Linked DNA regions of Homo sapiens: region 2 is linked to region 1. The links are chromatin loops, found by intact Hi-C in ENCODE. Cell type or tissue: psoas muscle. All regions are shown on one strand. Region 1 overlaps SRD5A1 (steroid 5 alpha-reductase 1). Region 2 overlaps LINC02102 (long intergenic non-protein coding RNA 2102).

Region 1 (2,500 bases):
AGGCAGGAGAAAAGTGAGCCTGAGGAGGCGCTGGCCAGGCAGAGCCAGTACCACCTTACACAACCTGACAGGTGTGCACACAGGCCCTGTGCTGACCTGTGAGGTTTCGCTGGAGTGAGGTTGGGCCCTGCCTTGGGGAACTAGAGCCTCTTTTGGGAGTGGCAAGGACCAGAGCCAGGTCCAGGGACTTTCCACAGTCCATGAGGCCTGAAGGCAGCAGCAGAGCTACAGCTCTTCCCAGAGCAACTGACTGTTCTGGGAACAATGAGTACAGGACAGTCAGGTCAAGGAGGGAGGAAAGGTGAAGGAAGGGATAGAGGGAATGGTGCGCTTTCATGTATTTATTCAGCAAACACTTAAGGAAGACTTACGTGCCAGTGAGGATTTCTGGACCTGGCGTTGTGCTGGGGATATAGTGACAAGACATTCCCTTTGAGTTGAGGAGTAAAAGACAGGTTATGGAGAATCTATGGGGTCTTTTGGACACAAACACCAGGGAGGGAAGGACAGGCTGCCTGGAAGGGGACAGGGCTGGGGTGGGGGGATAGCCATGACGCAGGACGAGCTGTGGTCCTGACCAGTTCCCCCAGGAGGGCAAAGGACATTTTCAGGAACATCTTTAGGGCTCACGGTAGCGACAAGGATTGCCTGCCTCCTATCTGTGCTGAAGCCTCCTTCTGATCCCAGGGCGCTTGGGTTCTTGGGTGCAGGGGCGGCAGCGTCTCACTGGGGCCCTAGTCATGTAGAGCATGGAGTGGCGTCTGGCATGGTGGCAGCCCCTGGAGGCAGGTGCCTTCCCCAGCCTCCTGGCAGGCCTCCCTAGGGCCTTCCGAAGCCTGTGCCTACTCCTATCACCTTTGCCCTCTGCTCTGTGATTACAGTGACGCCCCGCTGCATTTACCCTGTTCCCTGGCCCTCTATTTTGTCTCCCTGGGCTGGTGCTGTAACCCAGGTCCTCATCATCTGTGTTGGTTCTTGCTGGGCTTCTTCACTCTTCCCCACTGGTCTTTCTCTACCCTCGTTTGTAAATCCTGCTTTGCTAGACACAGCAAAAGTCTCCCGGAGTCAAGGGCATTAGCTCTGAACTGTGTCGGAGTCGCTGGGGGGCTTTGCAGACTGTGCCTGACCTCATGCTCTTTCTCTCCACCCACGCAGCTTTGTTCAGTATTCCCTGAACCCAGGCTGCTTTGCTCATGGATTTTCCTTCCCCACTATCAGCAGTGAATTAGTCAGGGGATTGTCTCTGCATTGCACATTCATTTAACAAATAACTCCGAGGAGCCTGAGCAGGAGGTGCCGCTTGCCACGGGAGTCCTCAGTGACTGCCTTTGTTAGGACTGGTGGCCAAATGGTGCCCAGAGTGCACAGTCAGATGCCCAGAGGCCTCCTCTTTCTGACACCTGTCCCAGGTTTGTACTCAGCCAGGTCCATGACCTTGTGGGACTTTGCTTCTGTCTTTATCTCTGACGATGGTGCCTCAAAACATTGCACCTACTTTGATTCCTTGTATCTCTCGTGTAATCCTATTAATGGGCTCCTGTGGGGAGCCTAGCCCAGCTTCACTTTTAAATGTGCGGTGGGTAATGTTAAAACACAGCAGGGAACTTTGAGGGTGAAGTGTGTTAAAAGATAAACTCAGGTGCATTAAAATTGTAGTTTTTTTAGGCTGGGCGCAGTGGCTCATGCCTGTAATCCCAGCACGCTGGGAGGCCGAGGAAGGTGGATCACACGAGGTCAGGAGATCAAGACCGTCCTGACCAACATGCTGAAACCCTGTCTCTACTAAAAATACAAAATTTAGCTGGGTGTGGTGGCGCATGCCTGTAATCCCAGCTACTTGGGAGGCTGAGGCAGGAGAATCGCTTGAACCCAGAGGTGGAGGTGCAGTCCAGCCTGGGCAACAAGCACTAAACTCCATCTTAAAAAGAAGTCATAGCGTTTTTTGGAGCAGACCAATTCATGAATCAGCACCAAACCACAAGCAGTATGAGCTCCACCTAGAAGGTGTGTGGGAAAGCCATTTTGTAAGACGTGTTTGCACAAGCAAGACAAAGGAAGCATTTGATTGGTCAGAGTGGAAAGTTCCGGAGGTTAGTGGGTGGTTTCTCCTTGGAACAATCTCTCATTAGAAGTCAATTGGCAGTTTCTGATTGCTTTAAGTTTCCTTCCACTGTTGGGTTTCCATGTGCTTATGTAAGACACAAGACACCATCTCAGCCTGATGGCCTTCTAATTAATTTGTTTTAATAAGGGCATACTGAATCCTTGGCCCTTGCCTCATAGATTGGAATAATCTGAGAAAAGAAAAACTTCTATTCAAAAGTGTAGGATGATGAAAAGTGAAATAATGATAGCCAAGCACTTATTTTAAGCATGCTTTGTTGGCAGCTGTGCAATTTGGCCATCATTTCAAAAGTCTTTTACAGAAGGAAAGGCTAGGTGAAAGGAACAGACCCAAATCTAGGAAGTGCCATAGATTTCAATGGTCTCACGTTGTTAG
Region 2 (2,500 bases), 67 kb after region 1:
AATAGAGACGGGGTCTTCCTATGTTGTCCAGGCTGGTCTCCAACTCCTGGGAAACATAGGAAGACCCCATCTCTATTAAAAAAAAAAAAAAAAAAAAGAAAGAAGAGGCCGGGCGCAGTGGCTCACGCCTGTAATCCCAGCACTTTGGGAGGCTGAGGTGGGCAGATTACCTGGGGTCAGGAGTTTTGAGACCAGCCTGGCCAGCATGGTGAAACCCCGTCTCTACTAAAAATACAAAAAAAATTAGTCAGGAGTGGTGGTATGCACCTGTAATCCCAGCTACTCAGGAGGCTGAGGCAGGAAAATCACTTGAACCCGGGAGGCAGGGTTGCAGTGAGCTGAGATTGCGCCACTGCACTCCAGCCTGGGTGACAGAGTGCGACTCTGTCTCAAAACAAACAAACAAACAAAAAAAATAAAAAAAGAAAAAAGTGACCCCCCATCTCAGCCTCTGTGCCTGGCCTAAGACAGGTTGCCAAGATCACTACCAGTATGCGCTGTCCTTTCTCAAGGTGTCTTCAAGGAGAAGTAAGTACACTGTGGACAGCCCCCTGGCAGTAACACATCTCCTGCAAGCCTCTTTGTGTAGGAGGATTTGTTCTCCTGGCCCCTCCTTCCAATACCAACATCTTGAACTACAATTGTAAACCAGAGTCCGGACCCAGGGTTGAGGTCCTCAAATACTCCTATGGAAGAGACCACGTTTTCCCAGCTGCATGGAGGCATTTCACAGCTAAAACCACTCTTCCAATTCAAAGAAGTAAATGAATAGACAACAGCTGTGAATAATGTCTTCTGTGTTTTTCCCTAAACATTGGTTTTGTGGTCATGTCTTCGCTGGTGTTGAAACACTTTTTCACAACCAATGATTATGTATGTGATTAAAACCTCGGAAATGGATTGCCTCGGTCATTCACTCGTTTTCAAGGATGCCACCACCATGTTTAGAATGTGGCTGTCCCATGCTTCTCCCCACCCTTGCCCCTGGCCTTTGTGCTTCTGTGCCCTTTGTGATTTTAGCCATCATCCGTGTAATGGCTAAAATTCAGAAGAAAACGGCTAAAATTCAGAAGGAAAGTAAAATTACAAGCAGCATTTTTCTCAACAAACAGCCCACTGGTGACCTCGTGAGGGCACCAGCCATCGCCTATGCCTGTCCTTCTGGTGGCACAGAATTCACTGGAAAGGTCTCGGCCAGCCAGGCTCTGTGTCCAGCCTCTGTCTGTGTCTCTAAGGGGGGCCTGCACCTCCCGGGCTGCCTGGCAGGGCCTGTGAGGCCTCACTGTCATGAGAAAAGAATCCACAGGTCTGTAAACTTGCTATTTTTAGGCCTCAGTGGACTTGCGCCAGTTTCCTGAGTGTAGTAATTACCCAGATATTTTATTGAATAGGGCCTTGAAAACTTACAACACACACCTCAAACCTACTCAGAAATTTAAAGAGGTTTAAAATGCCATGCAGCGAATTCTCAAAGACAAATGACAAGCCCACGTCTCCATCCACCTCCCCCCACACCCTCAGGCTGCTCTTACCCTGCTTCTCTGCGCTTTCCACACCCGTCCCCGCCCGGGTGAGCTCACCCCATGCAGCTCTGCTACATGCCAGCCAGGCAGGGCTTGCTCCGTGACGGCCCTTTCCAGACTGGCTTCTCTTCTAAATGCAAGCCTCTGTGTCCAACTGTCTCCTGGGGATGTACGAGGGACATCTCCAACCTAGCATTTCCTAAAGAGGGATGCTTCCTGCTCCACCCAGTGTCCCCCATCTCAGGAAATAAGACTTTCATCCATGGCTGAGGCCACCGACCCGAACGGATGCTTTGTTCACTCTTTGCCTCCCTCCCCACTAGCTCCCCATGGCTGGCTCTACTTCAAAATCCATGCTGCATCCAAATCAACGCTGCTCCCCATTCAACCCCTTACCTCCAGAATCTCCTGCGGGACTGCCATAGCCTCCTGAGCCCCTGTCCCAGTGGGTCCACTGCCCAGTACTGTTCCACACGGCATGTAATCTTCTAGAGTATGTCAATTTGACCTTGATTGCCTGACTCACCAATCTCCAAGTCTTCACCTTCTTACCATGGGGGAAGGAGAGCCTGGCCTGCGAAGAAGGCGCACAAGTCTGTGGGTGGTTTCCTTTCCGAGGCCCACGAGGTTGCACTTCCCTCTGGTTGTTAAGTGTGATGTATAGAAGATAATGACTCAAGTGCCTGGATTAGCAATTGTGGGGACTAGCAATGCCCCCAGCCTACCCTCAAAGTCCAGGCTTGAACAATAGAACAAAACAGACACCCAGAGGGTTTGGCAGGGAATAGAGAATGATTAGAGAGATAGAAAAATTAATTAGTTCATTACAGCTGGGAGCAGGAGAGCCATTCTCTTCCATTAATGGGAAAGTTGGAGCCTGAACCAAGAGCAGAAAGCATGGAGCAGAAGCCATGGACTGATTCTTCCTTCAGTTAGAGGAAGCAACAGGAGAAGCAGAAGACTGAAAGAAAACTCCA

Evidence for each region. A loop is a pair of places that touch in the nucleus more often than their neighbours do. Peaks named below come from ENCODE experiments on the same cell type or tissue, not always from the same donor. Only the 100,000 strongest peaks of a DNase experiment are listed, where the experiment ranks them.
Region 2: a loop joins it to region 1, with 2.8 times the contacts of the local background. A loop is called at or near these places in 88 of 110 quality-filtered maps.

What each region holds. Positions count from the first base shown.
Region 1 is chr5:6,636,393-6,638,892 of GRCh38, forward strand. All of the region lies in intron 1 of SRD5A1 (steroid 5 alpha-reductase 1), which reads left to right. Among named protein-coding and RNA genes, the nearest start is that of SRD5A1, 4.2 kb to the left of the region's middle. In psoas muscle, no CTCF peak of the experiment used is centred here; no DNase peak of the experiment used is centred here.
Region 2 is chr5:6,703,189-6,705,688 of GRCh38, forward strand. It overlaps LINC02102 (long intergenic non-protein coding RNA 2102), which reads right to left. Exons shown (of 3, transcript NR_103771.1): 1 at 1,920-2,500. Among named protein-coding and RNA genes, the nearest start is that of LINC02102, 3.3 kb to the right of the region's middle. In psoas muscle, no CTCF peak of the experiment used is centred here; DNase peaks (open chromatin) are centred at 1,243 and 1,593; H3K4me3 peaks cover 720 bases; H3K27ac peaks cover 2,293 bases.